2 separate regions of the Mus musculus genome follow, and region 1 is linked to region 2. A link is a loop called in an ENCODE intact Hi-C map of the cell type or tissue named here. Cell type or tissue: left cerebral cortex. All regions are shown on one strand. Links, peaks and the distances in the headings refer to the core of each region. The heading gives the core; the rest is flanking DNA. Region 1 overlaps Dpys (dihydropyrimidinase). Region 2 overlaps Rims2 (regulating synaptic membrane exocytosis 2).

Region 1 (10,094 bases), core at 1,158-9,157, 140 kb before region 2:
AACAAAAAACCAAAAAAACCCACAAGAAACATATACAGATACAGAGACATACACATTTGCACACACAAAATACAATATATGCAAATATGATATATGTAAGAGACCTGTAAGGGGGAGGGAGCAAGGAAGGAAGAAGAGAAGAAATGAAAGACAGAAGGAAAGATGGGTGGAAGGAAGAAAGGAAGGAAGAGTATGCCCACACAGAGCATTATGAGAGGAGGCACCTCTAAAAAAACGCTATTGAGTGGATTTGAGTTGCTGGGCTCTGCTTTTTAACCTTCCACCTGGGTGTCTCAGCAGGACCCACGGTGAGAGTCCTTGGCTGGTTTGAGTTCTGGGAATCACACCAGCTCAGGTACAAAGCGTTGTCTTTCTCAGACAACTGGACAAAGAGAAATGACCGGAATGCAAGGCTGTGAATAATTCACTCACTTCTTTCCCCACCCTCTGCTGCTTGGAGGGTATTTATAGGTTGTGATTATGTCTCCCTGAGTCATGCCCGAGGCTATACAAATTTAGATCACTTTCTCACAAGCTCCAGTTACTAATCTCTGTAACATTGTTTTGTCCCTCCTGTCCTCGTCACTTGCTTCAGAATGGTGCATAATGGTCCAGATGTGTAGTTATTTTTTTTTAAATGGTCTATATATTACTTAAGTTTCCTCCAGTTTAGTCCAAGAATAACTGACTTAAGGTCAAACTCATGCTTCTGTTCTCCATAGGCATCTTATTCATAATGTTAGGCATTTATTCAGTTGTTCATCTCTTTTATTTGTTCTTCACCTATCTTTTACATAACAACCATTCTTTATATAATAATGACTAAAAAAGTTAAATATTTGAAGTTGTTTTTGGTGAATATATGTATTCAGCCTTGTGAGAGCTAAGTCTTCATTACTATGACACATATGTGCTAGCACTACCAAGTCTTCCTGATCACTCCCCTGCTTTCAATCCAGTTCTGCTTATCATGACTATCCCAGTGCCCGAAGCAATGGAAAGCAACACAGGTTGGAAGATTACCATGAAGCAACTTATGTGGACATATTTTATAAGCTAAACTAATCCTGTTGATAGCCTTTGCTTTATGGAGGAAGCCCCATGGTCAAACCACAGCACTGCATACACTAGATGCAATGTTGCTGCATACACTAGATGCAATGTTGCTACATACACTAGATGCAATGTTGCTGCATACACTAGATACAGTGTTGCTGCATACACTAGATACAACGTTGCTGCATATACTAGATGCAATGTCCCATACCTGTAATTTCAGAATTTGGGAGTTAGAGGCAGGAGAATCAGAAATTCACGACTGTCTTTGGATACATAGTGAGTTTGAAAAGAGCTTGCTAGGAAACATGGTTTGGAAGGGGGCGGTTAAGATGCATTGCTATGATGACCTTATCCTTCTAGTTTGGCTGCTGTTGGGCTTTGCTGAGTATTTGCACTTGGTTATGCTCAGTTCCTTCCCCTGTGTTGAGCAGGCAGGCAAATACACAGGGATTCTGCTGTGCTGACTCCCACAGCCTCTCAGAAACCCACAGATCTTTCCACGTTCTCTGCTTTTGTTATCCCATTGAAGGCAGAAAAAATATTATCAAGCTAATGACCAGGCCCAGTCCTCTTTGGAACTTTTATTTGACATTTTAAATTCTGTGTGAATTTTTTCTCTCATACACCATACGAATTTTGCACTAACATGCAAAATTTGTAGACTATGGAGAAAAAAGAGAGGGGATTGTTGGAGAGGAGGCTTCATGGAATAAGGGATTGGATGATCATTTAAACAACGAGAAAGAATGGTTTGCATAGTTCACATACAAAAGGAGAAGCAGGAGTATCTAGGTTGATGCCAACACCCGCGTTCTCTATTCTTGGCCTGCTTATTATGAGAAAGGTACTCAGTTGGACTCTCTATTCCCAGTCAAAATGTATGCAGATGACCTAGCTGGGACATTTCTGATGCACTACAATATTTTTAGCCTGGCTGCACACACCATCCTCAGCTCTCTACTGTCCTTAGAGATGGAGAATTGCTCTCCATCATCACCTCCTACCTCTTCCTACCCTGCACACTGAATCCTAGTGAGTTCTGCACACCGGCTCACAGTGCCGTGGCATAGTCTTCCTTTACTTTCTGATAATGTTGAGGTGCATTTTTAAAAAGGAATAAGGGTTCCGATGATGGCAGAGAAAACCCCCTTGGTCCCCACAGCCTTATCCCACTATTGTCAACTGATAGAGTGCCACTACTGTCAGAGTCGATGAACTACTATTGCTATATCAGTAGCTAGAGCCCATCCTTCATTCAGGTTTGCTTAGCTCTTACCCAGCATTCATTTCTGTTCCAGGATCCCGTAGTAGATTTCATCAACATGTGTCCTGAGGCTGCCTGAGGTGGGACAATTTCTCTGCCTTTGCTTTTAATCTCTTTGCCAGTGTTAAGGAATCATATTCAAGTCTTTTGGAGAATGTCGTCATTGTGCTTTTCTTTCTGACGTTTTTTTCTCCTTCCTAGCCACAGGTTTCGGAAACAAATAATACAAAAGCCTCACTTTGCATTAGTCATGAAGAGTGAATGTGGCAGATGTGGTGCCACACAGTTGATGCTGTGCTGGGTACCTGGCTGGTGCAGTCTTTGCCAGGCATAGCTATGCGCCAGCATCTGCCCCTTCTGTATGGCACGCTTGGAGAGGAAGTTGCTGCATACAAGGCAAACTTAAGAAGTGAGGTGCTATGCCCTAGGCTTATGTTTGAAAAGGTACTTTGGAACTTGAGCTTGGTCAAGCTCAGCCCAGTAGCATGTCGGAGAATGTGGTTGGGCAAAGTGGAAGAGAGCGGCCTTCCACATGGCTCAGGAGGCAGGAGGGATTTGGCAGTGGCTGGGAGACACTGGGAAGATTGCCTTCAGTGACAGCTGTGCTTCGGAGGAAGTCAAGGGGGGCATCCCCTCACTCTGCTCTTTTTTTTTAATTCTTTTTTTTTAATTAGGTATTTTCCTCGTTTACATTTTCAATGTTATTCCAAAGGTCCCCCATACCCACCCCCCAACCCCCTACCCCCCCTCCCCCTTTTTGGCCCTGGCGTTCCCCTGTACTGGGGCATATAAAGTTTGCTCTTAATTATTGTACAGGATCCTTCAATAGTAACAGGATGCAGAGATGTATCCGTAAAAATGAGATTTTTCCAAGCGTGAGAGAGGATGCCCTGCTGGACTCCTTTCGTTCTCTTGAAGCAGACTTTGACTTCTGAGGCTGAGAGCTGTTTCTCAAGCAGAAGTAGCTGGAGCGTGAAGAGAACTGCTCTCCTGTTGTGCTCTCAAACGCACTCTGGGCTGTTTCGCCTTGGAGACAGGTTCTGAGAGTCCAGGCTATACTGGTCCTTCCTTTGGTCCAGGAAGAGGAGAGGGAATATAAGATGAGATAGTTTACTCTCAGAAGGGATGTGTTAAAAATACCGTTTGACAGCCACCAAACCCAGACACTATTGCATATGCCAGCAAGATTTTGCTGACAGGACCCTGATATAGCTGTCTCCTGTGAGGCTATGCCAGTGCCTGGCAAATACAGAAGTGGATGCTCACAGTCATCTATTGGATGGAACACAGGACCCCCAATGGAGGAGCTAGAGAAAGTACCCAAGGAGCTGAAGGGGTCTGCAACCCTATAGGAGGAACAACAATGTGAACTAACCAGTACCTCTCATTGTTGTGTCTCTAGTTGCATATGTAGAAGAAGATGGCCTAGTTGGCCATCATTGGGAGGAGAGGCCCCTTGGTCTTGCAAACTTTATATGCCCCAGCACAGGGGAACGCCAGGGCCAAGAAGTGGAAGTGAGTGGGTAGGGGAGCAGGGTGGGGGGGGGAGGGGTATAGGGGACTTTTGGGATAGCATTTGAAATGTAAATGAAGAAAATACCTAATAAAAAATTTTAAAAAAATGAAGCCGGGCGTGGTGGCACACGACTTTAATCCCAGCACTCGGAAGACAGAGGCAGGAGGATTTCTGAGTTCGAGGACAGCCTGGTCTACAAAGTGAGTTCCAGGACAGCCAGGGCTATACAGAGAAACCCTGGCTCGAAAAACAAAAAACAAACAAACAAAAATACTGTTTGAGAGGTTCAGAGCAGAGCGGTCCTGCATGAGGCCAGAGGGAGGTGTACTGTCACGTCACGTGGGATGAGAGTGGGCAGAGGATCCGTACCCGAGAGTCGAACTGAAGCTGAGGCAGAGTAAACTCAAGCACGGGGGAGGAGCAGGCGTCCAGGCTGCCTGAAGAAAGAAGAGAAGGCAGCCAGATGGCCTCCAATGTGAATTGTGTCTGTCATAGACTGAGCTGAATGTTCACAAAGTTAGCCTTGTGGAAAAGAATTATTTAATCAAGGGAAGAAATGGATTTATCCTACGATGGTGATTTTAACATTAGTTACAGTCCAGTGTTATATATGATTTCTGTTTTAACATATAATTAGACACTAGATGTTTTACTGCAAAATTCCTCAAATGCTTTTAGCATAAATGACAGAAGACGGCAATGTGCATTGAATCCCATATCCTGAAGGGGGCGCCCACAACCCGCACTGGGCTGCCCGATCTGCTGGTTATGTAAGGAGGCAGCCTCCTGAGAGAGGAAGCGATTGCTAACGCTCTGGGGGCTACATGGTACCTAGATGTTTCTGTGTGTTTGTTATTCCTGTTGGTTATTAACGGCACGTAGAAAACAGTGTGCTTGCCACATAGCCTGCTGCCCTAAAACCGGGTTTCATTAATGTCACCAAAGGAGGTCAGGAGAAAGAAAAGCCGGGCATCCACACTTTTCTCCTTCTGCTGCTTGTTTTGTAAATCTATAGAAGCTGCATGGTTCCAAGAGTGAGGCACTGACATCAGTGTGCTGATGGATCTCGAGAGAGGACTGGGAGTGGGCGTATGAGGGGAAAGGTAGGAAATCCTGATGAAAGATGACCTTAGACATAACAAGCCTGTAAAGAAAAAGTCCCTGCAAAACCAACTGCAATACCTCCTCTGTGTCATTGCACATTTAAAAAAAAAAAAAGGCTGCATTTAGTGCAAAGAGAACATTATCAACTTTTTTTTTTCTGCTTTGGAAATGAAGAGTCCCCTGTATTCAGTTTGACAGCTCATTGAGCCTGTGTCTATCTCTTGTGACAGAAGTGTGTGCCCTGTGCTTCACTGCTCCGGTCAAAGCTTTAGAGTTAAGGACATAGCCCTTTATCTAGTTGTTTGGCCTTTTTTGGGGTAGAATATTCTGGTACTTAGCTTATAGAGAAGAAATCAAGAGTGTGGGTTTCATGTGATATTGAAACAGAATTTTAAGGTGTCATATGGTTGAAACAGAGATCAGTCAAAATGGCCAACCTGTTAAAACTCTGATCAGAGAAAGGGGAATGTGAGCTGCCTGCAGGTCTGCAGGAGCAGCAGCAACTCGTGGTCTGGCAATTTAAGGCTCTCCTTTGAGCTCTGGTTCTTTGGTATTCATTAAAGAGCACTTAGTTACTATGGAAACTGTCCCTTTTCTGTATTTATGAGCTACAGGGCATCTCACAGCATCTCAAGCATACCAGCACAGCTGACTACTGTGTGCATTGAAACATTTGATGAAGACTTCTAGCCGCTCTGTATTCTGCAGAGGAGGCATATTTTTGTTTCCAGTTATTTGGGGTTTATTATTTTTTTTAAACTCAATTACAGCAAGCTTTGACCTTGCATTCACCATTCTGGAAGGCATTGTGCTGCCTCTCCTGCTTAATTTCCGTCCTTTTCTCAGTGTAGATAGAGATAAACGAATTTAACTTTGTATTCAGTGAAGAGTAATGACTTGAAGATTATGAATGTGCCCCTGGGTTCTGCCTAGGAACCTTTGTATGAAATTGAGCAGGAGAGGGATGGTTCTCTAAGGGACATGGAGCAATAGGGAGTAAAAAGCATCATGAACCAAACAGTGAAGCTTAGGGTGTGTACATAGGGTCATATCATCAGGGAGAGCTTCAAAGAGACCGCTTGGCATTTTCCTTGGAGAAAACTAGATAACTCATTGTGTGCTATCTAATTTCTGAACTGTAATTCTTGTCTTCTTCCTCCAAAGAAGTATATGCATACACATGAGAGTGCACACACACCACACACACATGCACAAGCACATACATAAGCACACCTAAGTACACACACAAGCACACACACAAGCATACACACACCACACACACAAGCATACACACACCACACACACAAGCACACACACACCAAACACAGACAAGCACACACACAAGCACACACACAAGCATACACACACCACACACACACACACACACCACACATATACCACACACATAAGCGTACACACACAGAGAGAAGCACACACACACACCACACACAAGCACACACATAAGCATACACACACCACAACACACCACACACACAAGCACACATACCACACACACACACCACATACACACCACGCACACAGCACACACACAAGCATACACACTCCACACACTCAAGCACACACACAAGCATACACACAAGCATTTACACACCACACACACACCACACACACAAGCACACACACACACACACACCATACACATAAGCACACACACACACACACACACAAGTACTCACACAAGCATACACACTACACACACACACACACACACACACACACACACACACACACACAGTCTGTGATTGTTTTGAAAAGCTGGTCAGCATAAAGATTAGCTTTTCACACCAGTGCTGACAGACTCTGTAAAGAACTGTTCTCCCAGGCCCCAAAGCTCAGTTGTCCCAGTTCATGTGGTAGAGAAGAGCAATGTGCACTCAGGGCTTGTGCAGGTGCCTACGTAGAAACGATGGTTACACCATGATGTCCTTGCTGCGTTGTCATGATGCAGCATGGTGTTGGGACCCACAGGTGGGTCTGCACAGTTGGAGGAGCATCCTCCACACAGTTCTTACTACAGATGTGTATGCTCCCAGGACAATTTCTTGGTGGATGATAATTATAGAGATGTTGAGGTATGAGCGTTATTTTTTTATTGTTATTAATCCACACGAAATCCAGCCTGTTATTCAGGCATTGGGGTAGTAATACCCTGGTGGGAGAAGAAACCTTTTTATTAAAACTTTTCTTTGAAAAGGTTTGAAGCTAACAACTTTGTCTTTTCTGAGCTGGTTGTGGCTTTGAGAGTGCTACTTGGTTAAAAGGAACAGCATTATTTTTTTGTTTTGCAACATTGCTGTCATAAGGACGCTGTACACAAATCCTCAGCGTATACGTAATGCTCACAGTACTTGGTACACAGCAGTGCCCACGCACCAGCAGGGGCCAGTGTGTGGAATGGGTGGGAGCCGTGGCTAGCCATAGCTGTCAATCAGAGCTCATTGCATAATGGCTTCATTCAGGCAAGAACTGGATGAGTGTAAGAAAGTGATACTTCACTTAAGGCATCTCCTGTCTCATAGACACGCCCAGTTTTTACCAAGAAAGACGGAAACTGAGACACTCTCAGGCTTCTTTCTGGCTACGACAGCCTGGTGGAATCGGGTGCTCCCAAGAGTTGATATCCCTTAAAAATGATTTGGAGAGAAACTACTCAAACAAACCACCTAAGATTATTTTATGGCCTTTGTCAGACAGTTGCTTATTAAGTTTGGACGGTTCATGAAGAGAAAGTCTAGCTCTTTGATAACACACAGGGGTAAAATATTAACCACCATGTAGTGCATGTTATTTATTTAAACATGTTCTTATGCAACTGAACCTTTCAAGGGAACTAGAAATGATTTCTGAGGACCTCCTTAGCAACGGCTGAACTGTTCTGAGGACCTCCTTAGCAACGGCTGAACTGTTCTCCACGAGATGAAAGCGAAGCAGGTCAGAGGTGACTTTCAGGGACCAGCCAATCCTGAGAGGTTCTCTTTGCCAGAGCAAGCAGGGTTTGTGTTCAGCATTAAAACCAGGCCAAAGCATAAGGTCCAAGAGAGGCTGTGTAAGAGGCACAAGCTCAGCTAAGCTACTGTCTCGTTTCCTTCCCACCCAGTGCACACTGGTGTTTTCAGGGCTTCCTTTTGGCCTCGTCGCCAGGACAGTTCCAGGAAAATAATCAATAATTATTTGCTGAGTGAATGAACCAGGTTTTAGTAGCCTTGGACTACTAAAAGTAAATATGTGCTTTTAGGAGTGTGTGTGTGTGTGTGTGTGTGTGTGTGTGTATGTTCTCCCCTCTGAACATTGTTTACCAGCTCTTGGACCCATCTCAAGGTCTACATTTTATAGTTTTTCCCTTTCAGTTAAAAAAAAAGAAGAAGAAATGAATACCAGGCGTTTCTGTTGTCATCTCTAAGGCTGCCCTGATAAAAGCCACGTTCTACAGTCAATGGCTAGAGAGTCATCACCGGCCTGTGCATTATGGTGGCTTATTCCACTCTTAGTTCTAGCTAGTCACCCTGACAACACAGGTTCTAGGTTACAGAGGAAACAAAAAGGAGTTCAACGGGACTGAGGGAAATTTGATGGCAGTACTTAATGGGAATCCTAGGGACCTTATACTTGCAGTGTGCAGGATGAGTCATGGCTGCCTACAAGAGGCTTTGGAGAAAGCCCAGCAAACACAGACCACTCCCTCTAAGAAATGGTCACATGGCAGTGAGAGTTGGAGATTAAGTATTTTAGGGAAAGGCCTTTTGTTTGTTTGCTTGCTTGTTTTCCCAATGGCTTGAACGAGACACCAAAATTTACAATTTAAGATTTTTGTTTGCTATGTTCATTTTTTCCTGTTTGTTTGTTTGTTTGTTTATTTATTTATTTATTTTACAGAGGAGAGGTCCCTTGACTAACCATGCCATCACTGGGGATTTATTCCAAGTGTGAATTCTCAAGCCCTATCCCACACCAGCTTCTTCGTGAAACAGTCATATTTTAACATGACCTACAGGGGTTCAGAGACACACTGAGGTTTGAGAAATTCTGGTTTAGACTCAAAGAACTAAATAAACTTTACAGACTGTAGCACAGTTGGCCCTAGAGGCAGAAGGCCTCACCCATCTTTGCTTATTTAGTCCTTGAAAGCCCAGTGCTGTCTGAACACAGACATTTCCTTCTCCTCTATTGTCATGTGTCCTTTGCTCACTCATTCCATCATGTAGGCCAATAGACTGGCCCTTCCAATGGTCGACACACTAAGCAGAAGGGCAAAGTCATGAGGCCTAACCCCAATTTTTCTACCCAATTGTAAAAGCAGGATCGGCAAAGAGGTTGAACCTTCTGGTTTTTGCCTCAAACCCTGTTTTGTTTCTTTTTAAAGTTTTCTAAATTTCTCTTCATTCAAAACTGGAACAATGAGGTTAAGAGTAACTGTGATGGTTCAATAAGAAACACCAAGGCATAGCATATTAGTTAGCTTTTTAAATCTCCGTGACCAGAATGCAAGATGGAAACAGGGGTGAGAGAATTTATTTTGGCTCACAGTTTTAGGGAGTCCTTGTCATGGAGAGGAAGACATGGCCAAGCAGCCCAGCTCCCAGAAGCAGCAATGTCTGCCATAGACTGTCTACATCACTGTGGAACAGAGAGCAGAGAGGAAAGAACCAGCAGCCAGGCTGTAACACTTAAGGGCTGGGCCCCTACTGGCCTACTGCTGTGAGCCAGGTCCTGCCACCAAAAGGTTCCCCCATCTCCCCCAAACAGTGCCACTATTCAAACATTGGAAAAAAATATTCAAGACATGAGCTTGTAGAGGAAATTTCAGATTCAAACCATGATCCATGGCTTCTAAACCCATGTGAATGTCTGGCGCCTATCTGTGCTGAATTGAAATGAGAAAATATACCAAAAGCTCACATCTCACAGTTAATATAGAGCAAGATAAAGAGTCTCTATAGCTAAAGGAGAAAAGGCAATGCTTAATGGTGGAGGGAAGACAGAGACAGACAAAAAGACACCCATTAACTCAAGACACCATCCTTGTCGTCATTGTGTCTAGCCTTTGCACAGCACATGGCCAGGAGCTGTGCTTCATGGTCTCTGAGAACATCTAGGCAGCCAACTGTGTTGAACAGCCATGGTCCAGGCTAC
Region 2 (10,094 bases), core at 1,065-9,064:
GGGTGAGCATAGACACTACAGGTCTATTAAACCAAATTGTTGCTGGTACACAGGTGTATAAATTATTTCAATTAAATTGGGTTCCTTCTTTTCAGTCCCTCAGCTAGATCCATCTTAGGTCTCAGAAAATCAAGACACGGTCTTGGTGTAGTTCATGTTGCACCACGTTAGGAGAAGGCATTTTGAGTGATAGCTCATTTTAACTTTTGCACCATATCAAGCATGACAGTTTTCAATGGTCAGCATTGAATAAAAAGAGAAACAAAGAACATGTGTGTGTGTGTGTGTGTGTGTGTGTGTGTGGCCTCCATTTAAACAAATGGGATGTAGATGGATTTCAAAAATTATTGCAAGACGTTAAAATCAATCTCCAAGGATGTGTAATCAAAGCGTGCGTAAGAAACAGAAGGGATGGGTGGTTTATTACATTGACCAGTGACATTTCCTGTTGATTGGGGACCTTGACAGAAATTGGACCTTGCAGTGCTACCCAGTGGTAAGAACTGCCTGTAAACCAAAGGTGGGTTTGACTAAGGGATGTAGATTTTTGGTGATGGCATCAAATAACTATTGACTTTTCCTCGAGTCACCTAAAAATTGGAGCTTTAAAATTGTTGCAAATTTATGTTTACTATATTTCTTTAGAAATATAATTTGTGAAAAATTGAATTTTCCTACAGAAAAATGAATTAATAAACAGCCCTGTGTTTCAGGGTTCCACATGTTGAGCAGTGTTTCTATTCACATAGTAAATGGAAATCAGCTAAAGAAACTGCTTTACCAAATTAACAAACAAACAAAACCTAAGACCTACAAATAATACTTAACCCCCTGTATGACTAATGCTGGTGCTAAAAACAAATTTGTTGGACATTACAATGCCATGTGGTTTGAAAATTTTCTTGTAAACTGAATCTTTAAGGTGAAAAAAATTACCATGCACTGTACAATAAACTGCAACTGTTCAGATATCTTCTTTGTCAAATGCGCGCTGACTTGCTGTATGTCCCAAGTCATGTTGCAAAATCCTTCAACATGCTTGAAATAAAGAAAGCTCTCGGACAGATCTGAGAAATCTGTGAATTCAGATGCATCTATGGCTCTGAATCAAATCTGGGCTATAAGAGGGTCGGGTCAAAGACTTGTGGTGTTGAGTAAGACTCACTGAGGAGGGGAGAAAGGAAAGAAGAGGTTAAAAGTGGGAGAAGAAAAGTGAGACAGACAAGAGGAAGAAAGATGTGAAAAATTTGCACATATTGAACATCATAAGATCTGTATATTTAACATGGAAATAAATTGAATATATTATACTTATTGTCACATAAAGAGAATTTTAAGTATCTGCTAGAAAGTATTTTCATTTGTATTGTCTGCCAAAACACAGACTCTGATTAAAGAATAAGCACGGTGTGTCTTTGTACCACCCTGTTGCATTCTCTCCCATTGTAAAACCATGCACTAGTGAAATTTATTTTTAAAAATAATATAAATTGTTGAAAATGGCTGATTTTTATTCTTTTTTTTTTTTTTTTGCAAGTTGCAGCCCCGAGAAAATAATTTAAATATTCAGCTAATCTGTGTCCATGCAAAAAAAGTTTCTTTAATTTCATTCAGTACAGTGCAGTCACAGAATTTTGATTTTCAGAGTCCAGTACATCTCGGCATTAGTGAATGACATGCCTGCCTCCCTCCCGGAGCAGCCCCGGCGGCCGCTCTCCCTGCTGGAGCCCCTCCAGGAACGGTGGCTGACTCTGCTCCTGACCACTTCTTTGGTCTCTTGCTTTTCACCTGATGCTTGCTTCCTAGGTCTTTGCTCCTTGGCCTGTAATGTGTCTTAATGGCTGTAGAGCTCCATTTCTGTGGCATAACAGGGCTTTGGGGTCAGATAAATGAAGAAAATTGATAAAAATATAAAGGAGCCATTGAAAAGGGCTGACTGATTCTTTAAGATTAATCCATGGCTTCAGAATGGACCAAAACTCGAGTGTCATTGAACTCCAAACCTGATAGATAGTTCTTCACAGCTCTGCTCTTTCACCTGAGGGCCTTTGCTAGGGCACAATGTGTACGACTTCCTCTGAGAACACAGGACTGCTTGGTATCCCTAGACGTGGGCTCTGTAGACACAACATCAAGCATGCAGTGTTACCAGGGGCTTCCACCTGTGCGTTTTCTTCTGGTTTTTGTATCGCTGGTTGTTGTGACAACAGTTTTATAGTTGCTATGAACGAGAGTAAGAAGGTCCGGTAGAACTTTCCAGAGACGATTGGGAAGCTCTTCTTGTCAGAGGTGCCAAGGTTGGATCTACTAGGGAGGAAGGAGGGAAGAGTTTGAACCATCCAATCACCATGTTGGATAGTTCCAGTTCATCTAAGAGTATCTGGGCCACTCCCATAAAGGATTTGTGATCCATACGACCATAATCTCCCCAGACAATGATCTGTTGGCAGAAAACAAAAAAGTAATGTTACTATAGACATGCACATCACAGCAGAGAAACCAATCATAACTAAGACAGGAAAATGTGCTTAGCTAATAAGCTGCTGTCAAGGGTGTCTGATTAATGGCACTGCTGCCTTTAATTCCCAGAAGCCAGAGTGACATTAGGAAAACCGCATAATAGTGTAGGGCAAACTGAGCTGGAGTGTAACTCAGGTTCACGTGTCTGCGTCCTTGGTCTTTCCCTTTAAGGGGAACAGCAACAAGAACAGCTATACAGCACTGGCCACTGCCTTGCAGCTGACAGAGAATTTCAGCCATGACGAACGGGGAAGAAATTCACAGAAGAGATGCTAGACTTACAGTGTGGCTTCATGGCCACCCCTTTCTGTGTCAGAGGTCAGCCGTGAACACGTACCTGTAACACCCTCCCCTGGGGGCTCTCCTCGAAGGACAAGAGCTGCTGGTACAGGGGCTCCAGGGTCTTTCTCGCCACCTTGGTTTTCTTTTTGGCTATGCAGACTCCGTTGTCTAACAGATACACCTTGACATACGGTGCTTGGGAGAAAAGAACAGAGTGAGTGATGAGCAAGACTGTGAAGTACCCAGCACATAGAGGGCAAGCACAATGGCTTCATCTTCACTGAAGAGCTGGCAGCACTCAAGCCACTGGCATGCCTTCCACGTCAGAGCCACAATGGACAGTTGTCAGCCATTCAGTATTAAGTATATTGACATAGCCTGTGAGGGTCTTTTTTCTCTCCACAACTCCTTCTTGTAGAGATTTAAATGTGAATTAAATAAGGCAATATGCATCCACTTACAAACAAGATTCAAGAGCAATGTCTTAGTCTTTAAATTACCAATATTTGGATCTCATTAGACATGTTTGAAATGAGGAGGTTTTTTTTTTTTTTTTTCCACTACCCCACAGGGCTCCCTTACTATTCAAAGCATTTACTAACTGGTAATGGTGTGAGTCCAAGCAGGGATGGGCTCTGAGGTGATACATTCAGAAGGAGCTTGGAAATGCAGCTCACTAGGAATTCTATGCCTACAACCTTCTATGACAGACGCTGAGACATGACATGCGACATTCCCATGTCTCATGCTGTTCATTATGGTGAAGATGTCAACTACTCTCAGAATCTTTACAACGTAATTCTAAAGTGGTACAGTCAGAAACATAACTTTACTTCAAAATTCCTATAAGGATTGAGGAGTTGAGAGAGAAATGCATAATTATGTCAGTGTGGGCTTTGGGAACAGGGACACTTTCAGAATCCACATCTTTATGTGCTGGATCTCTCATGCACCAAGCTATGGCTCCGAGCACCTTGAATTATAATGATGCTTGAAACACGTGGCATCAAGTTATGCCAGAGCCTCTTACATACTGTAGGCCTGAACATTTGTCTTAGAGCAGCCAGCATTCATAGTCTATGGGCCTGTGTAGATCTAGTCTATTTTTATTTTAATTCCAGAACTTGAAGGATGCCTAAGGAAAAAAACTGAAGTTCTCAGTAAACCAAAGAATAACATAAAACAGCAGCTAACTGGAAACTACACTTGCAGCACACACTGTGACAATGTGCCTGAGCAAAGGCGGAGGCCTCCGCTGTGCATGTACTTGTACGCTCCCTTCCCCCTTGTCACTCACAGCTCCCTCAGAATGCTGGCAGACAGCTCAGCCCCCACGCACTGTGACAGCAGAGTTCTCTACTCACTTCTTGATTAAGAAGATCTCGGCAAAGAAAGGCACCATTTACACCAAACGACACAGACATAAGAATAACAGACTCTCTTCTGTTTTACCTGGCAGTGTCTTGGAACCTGGTTTTACCACAAGGCCGCGCGCCCGGATGATTTCTACCTCCAGCTGTCCCTTTTTATCCATCATTCCCACCTGAATGTCACCTGGTGGGCACATAGGAAAGAAAAACAGGATGTAGGAAGAATGCTTGTGCCAAAGAACTCTGGGTCAGACATTCTCCAGATATATTCTTATGTCCGAAGATGATCAGAAATCATTTCATTTTTACAAATGAAAAAACTGAGAACATTTACTGTTAAAACCTAAGACTCTTTTTTCTTGCTGGTAATCTTGTTAAAAGTAGCATGAAATTGAGGGAATGTGACTTTCAGTAATCTAAAGGACAGTGAAGTCATGTGACAGAAAGTCTTACCCATTGCAGGAGTAGCCAGGGTCTGGCGTCCCACTAGCTGAGCAGGGCCCAGGCCATCCAGGAAATCACTGAACTGGCTGTCAGAGGCCAGGCGGACCCCAGGGAAGATCAGACTGAAAGCAGAATGACACGTGGGGTTAAATCCTCAGCCTTCCTTGAGTTTTCTGCTGGCCTTGCTGATGTGGCAAGGCTAAGATGCCACTAATATTCACTGGACCCCAACATCCCACAGCACCTCCCACAGATCTCAGTCCATCTTACACTCTCTCGCCTTCCACGCCTGTCAGCAGAAGCACCTACTACACCATGTGGGCTTCTGGTTATGTGTCTTCTCTGGCTTCGTCTTGGGGGTGGGGACTTTTGTCATGGCATGCTTTGCCATGTTTAATCCTCTTAGCTACACTAAGAGACTCTACTACTTATCTTTTTATGGCTGAAAAAATCTGTATCATTCTCATCAGCATATAAACAGGCCCCCATGCCATCTTACAAAAAAACAAACAAACAAAAAAAAAACCCCAAAACAAACCCAACCCCTTCATGGATTGCACTCTCCTTCCCAGTCCACACCCCTTTCATTCCCTGAATCCTTGGAAAAGCCCTCACTTTTCTCTCTTCCAAAGTACCTCTATGCTTTAATCTCTGCCAGTTCTGCATTAAACACCACAGCTGCATCTTTTTACCTCATGTCTTTTGCATGTGTCTGAGTTGGATGTTTCACCCAACTGAGTGGTGTCTGTGTTGGTGCTGGCCAGCCTAGAGCATCTCTGGCTTAGCCCTCCTCTCTGGACCACACCCTTTCATTCCAACAGTTTAGCTGGCTAACAGGATATCTACTGGGCATAAGGTAACACCATCTCCCAATTGCTCAGCAGTAGGCTCGTCTTTATCTATTATGTCTTCTTCAAAGTTTAAATGTTGAAGCCCTAATCCATAGTGTGCCTAATCCATAGTTTTAAAAAGGGGCCACAGCATAGATAAACATAAACGAAGGTTAAATGAAGTCACAAGGGGTGGGGGTTGGGAAACAATGAAAGAGGAAGGAAGGGACACTGAGAACATGGTGTAAGAAGGTGGCCATGTGTAAAAGAGAATTTCTTGGAATCCAAATCTATTAATTTCTTGATCTTGAACTTTCAGCCTCTAAATTTTGGAAAAACAATATTTTTTAATTTTTAAGCCTATCGTAGTTTATTATGGTAGACCTAACAAATCAATGTCATGTATTTTACTACACACATCCACTGTATGAACAAATCTTACTTAGCCTACTGTCAAAAGAGATGCAGAATCTGATCTCACTAATGCTACATTCTGGTCCCTGTCACCATTATGTTTGTGGTACATTACTGTAACACCTACTGAATGGCCCACTCTTGTGCCTCTCAGCAGTAGTGAGTTGATGATATTAAAGGTCGGTCATTCCACTCACTGTAAAGTGAAGTTTTCTATGTTATAAAACACAAAAGCATTCAACCTCACCCCACACTGGTTCTCCTCATCTGTCTCACTCCCTCTCCCTCCCATGGGGCCACAACTCCCTGCTACGGGCAAACTCTTGCTCAGTGCTTGGCTTTGCTTCAGCTTGGAATGTTCTTCTCCAAACATAGCTGCCTTCCGATCATACTTACATTCCCTCCGTTCCCTTATGGAAAATCCTACCTTCATCCTCTCGCTTGTTTGTTTAAAAATGTCATTCTTAGTAAGTCCTGTTATAGTAGTTTAAATACTGTGGCTCAGACACAGATGAAATGCATGCATAGATCACATAAGTTCTTTATAAAGGTCAACAGGATGGCTCGGTGGGTAAAGGCTCTTGCCACCAAACCTGAAGGTTCAAGATTGATCTCCAAAGGTTCCATGGCCCAAGCTGAGAATGGATCCCAGCAACTTGTTCTCTGATCTGCACATGCACACCACAGCATGAAGGTACTCATTCCTCTCTCTGTCTCTCTCAGTAAATGTAATAAAAATTAAAAAGAAAGAAAGAAAGAAAGAAAGAAAGAAAGAAAGAAAGAAGGAAAGAAAGAAAGGAAGAAAGGAAGGAAGGAAGGAAGGAAGGAAGAAAGAAAGAAAGAAAGAAAGAAAGAAAGAAAGAAAGAAAGAGAGAGAGAAAAAGAAAGAAAGAAAAAAGCTAAGGAAGTAAGTGGGTTCATTTGTCCAGGGACGAAGGGATCTGAAGTCAGGTTTGGGAGGTACTTAGCTGAACCTCCCTCATTTATTTTCCTTGTCTTATTTTATCATCGACATTTATGTTATCTCATTTATTTTATTTTTTAAAATTATTTTTCTTATAATTTAATTTCTTGATGAGGTCTCCCTGGTCTCTTGGCCTGCATGGAGGTAGGGTTTGCCTGTTTTGTTTGGTGCCAGAGCTCCAGCTCTTCAGCAGAGCCTAGAGTATTGAAAACAACAGACTCCTGCCAGCCTTAGTGAGCCACCTTCACGGTAGGAGCATTATGTCATCTGCCCAAAAGTATATGTGCCAGAAGCCAAGAAGAGAACGTAGTCTCCTTGTGCTGACTTGGCTCCTGACTCTGAAGCCCACTGTCTTACATTCTGATCTGATTTGCTGGTATGACTCACACCCTCAACTCCCAGCACACCGTCTGGAAGGCTAAAAGGTAATATTTACTGTATGATAAAATTTACGTATCATTTCTTCAATATGATGGTAAACATCTGAGATGGAAGTCATACTTGAATATAAGCCTGCATGTGGAGACCATGAAATAGACATTTTTATAGCCCAGGCAATGGCTCATAAAGATCAGAGCTCAGAGCATGTTTATCTTTAATTTTCTTCCAGAAAGACCAAATTTCTTTAGTGCATCGCACAAGTGTGTCTCATGCGGGTGACTGAGCCACTGCCCTGCTAGCCTTTCACTCTTCTGGACTTCCTTGGAGGTTAGCAAATCTATTTCTTTCCCTTCTCCTCAAGTCTCAAAGATTCAGCCTGTTTATATGGCCCTATTTAAAAACTGCAGAAAAACTGTTCCCTTCCTTATATAATCATGTTGGAGAAAATACCATTGGGTTATGCAATTAATGATAAGCCAATATTTCCTATGGTTTGCATCTGTAAATTGGCTACACGTGTCTGGATGTTGAGCACTCCCATAGCGATGGCAGAGTGGGCCCTGAACCTCACCTCATGGTCCTCTCCCTATGGGTGCCCTTTGCACCTCACCTATAGATAACATGCTATTTGTTAGAGACAGGACTACCCCATGCTTGTGAACCTTTCCAAATGTCCTACAGCAGTGGATTCAAAGCAACGCTACATAGAAAAAGGCTTACCAACTTTTTGTTCCCATTGCCCTTTGAGTGTTGGTTTCACATAATTAAGATAAACTATATAACTTTCAGTACATAAACTAATTATGAATTAAGAATTCTAGGTTTTTCAATAGCATCTCTTCAACAGATCAAAGATTTTTTTACGTTAAGAATTGTTTTTATATTACTTTGTGTATGGGTATTTTGCCTGCATGTATTTCTGTGCAGCACGTGCATGCAGTGCCAGAAGAGACCAGAAGATGGCATCTAATCTAGAACTGTAGTTAGTTGGGAGCCCTAATATGGGTAATAAGGATGAAACCCACGCTTTGGGAGAGCCTCAGTCAGTGCTGTTAACCTCTAAGCCATGTCTCCAGGCTCCAGACCAAAGATTTAAAAATCCTAATCCTGGGGCTGGAGAGATGGCTCAGCGGTTAAGAGCACTGTTTGCTCTTCCAGAGATTCTGAGTTCAATTCCTAGTAACCACATGGTGGATCACAACCATCTGTAATGGGATCAATGCTCACTTCTAGTGTCTCTGAAGAGAGGTGATAGTGTACTCAGATACATAAGTAAATGAATAAATCTAAAAAAAATTAAAAAAAAAAACTAATACTGCCCACACAGTGTGTGGCATGTATGCTCATTGTTTCCGTGGCTTTATTTATTATTTTAAGCTAGGACAAACTATTTTATTTGTAGATAATGTTGAGAGCCTTATCTTAGCATCTTGTCATGGAATAAAGCACTTTATCTCCCCCAAGGTATTTCATTCAGAATAAAAGGCTAGATATGCCAACTGCTCAGTGGAGGGTGAAACAGGTTCACGGAATCAGCCGGGAGGATGGAAATGGGCCGTGAGCAGTGTGAGTTAGCACTGTGCGAGCAGACCAAGGGTGAGAGGCTGGAAATGGGCCGTGAGTGCTGTGAGTTAGCTCTTGTGTGAGCAGACGAGGCCCGGAGGATCTGCCAGCAGGGCATGGGTGCAGCCATACTCACTTTCCTTCCGAGCTATAGCTGTTCATGCTGCCATCTGTGGATTCCCGGCTGGCCTGGCGGGTCATCCAGTTCCTCATCTCCACTGCTAGCCCGGTCTCCGTGCTTCTCTGAACAGTGCTCCGTAGCTTTTTACCTCCTCCTTCTGTGAAGACAGAAATCCAAAGGCATCACAGTTTTGTCACTGCTGGTTACAGAACGGGCCGGGCCGTAAGCACCTGGAGGCTGCAAGTGAGGAGGGCTGCAGACCCGCTGTGTTCTTAAGGAGACAGAGGACCGCTATTTAAAACATGTCTAAACATCTCGAGAATAAGCAGCACAAGGTAACACTGTTTATTTCCTCTTGAAACAGTGTTCAACCCATTAGCATAGGAAACAAAAGGTTCAACCTAAGAATAATAAAATAAACTTTGTTTTCATTGTAATATTTTAATTATCAGATTAATTTATGCTTCTTCATTTTGGTTTTCATTCTAACATTCAAATGCAAAATTAACTTATGCTTACCTTTCTCCCCAGTCCTTTTGTCTTAGTGAAAGAAATAGATCTTCATAAACTTACAAAGAACCAGATGGTGAGAGATACTCAAGTTTTAGCTTTACCTTTTATAAAAAGTTTTTTAGGGTAGTGGATATGAAAAGGCAAAGAAAGCTATACAAAAGGGATAGCCTTACTGGATGCAGTTTTGCATTTGTTAATAACATCCAGAATGAGTGCGTAATATAAAATTCCTGAAGTGTCATGTGAAGGACTATTTAAATTCTTAGCCTTGGATGATGAGTGTTAAGGTGTCTGCATCCAGTGGAGCCCCCAGAGGACCAGAGCTGAAGAGGGGAGACTGCACACATGGTAGAGCCAAGACAGGCTGCCTGGAGAGATCTGAACTTCTGGGAGAAAGTGGGGTTTGAGCTGAGCTTGAAGAATGCATCAGCAGTGTGTCTTAGGCAAGAGGAACTGTGCAGACAAAAGAACAAAACCAGAGTGAGCGTGTGCGGAACGGAAGGGCCATGACTGAGGTGTGTGGAGTGGTGGGAAGTGGGGTGTATGTAAGAGCCCAGACTGTGAAGAGCTGGGAAACCACCAACACTCTACTCTTTGGCCTCACACAGACTGCACAAAGGCATTAGCATCTGGAGATAAACAGCCATGGGATCGGATTGGAGCTTCCAGCAGCTGGTTTTAGTAAGTTCTCT

What was found. A loop is a pair of places that touch in the nucleus more often than their neighbours do. Peaks named below come from ENCODE experiments on the same cell type or tissue, not always from the same donor. Only the 100,000 strongest peaks of a DNase experiment are listed, where the experiment ranks them.
Region 1: it touches region 2 in a loop (2.9-fold over the local background); 7 of 42 quality-filtered maps call a loop at or near these places.

Annotation. Positions count from the first base shown.
Region 1 is chr15:39,811,740-39,821,833 of GRCm38, reverse strand. The region is part of intron 7 of Dpys (dihydropyrimidinase); the gene reads left to right. Gm16291 (predicted gene 16291) reads right to left here. Exons shown (of 3, transcript NR_045788.1): 3 at 9,457-10,094. Among named protein-coding and RNA genes, the nearest start is that of Gm16291, 20 kb to the right of the region's middle. In left cerebral cortex, for the core only: a CTCF peak has its summit at 4,564 (motif pointing right); DNase peaks (open chromatin) are centred at 4,586, 5,470, 7,394, 7,895 and 6 more places; H3K4me3 peaks cover 342 bases; H3K27ac peaks cover 5,028 bases.
Region 2 is chr15:39,673,892-39,683,985 of GRCm38, reverse strand. Rims2 (regulating synaptic membrane exocytosis 2) reads right to left here. Exons shown (of 27, transcript NM_053271.2): 23 at 8,905-9,046; 24 at 4,626-4,738; 25 at 4,255-4,356; 26 at 2,858-2,997; 27 at 1-2,440. The coding sequence ends at 2,222. Among named protein-coding and RNA genes, the nearest start is that of Dcstamp, 67 kb to the left of the region's middle. In left cerebral cortex, for the core only: a CTCF peak has its summit at 8,149 (motif pointing right); DNase peaks (open chromatin) are centred at 4,097 and 4,836; H3K27ac peaks cover 849 bases.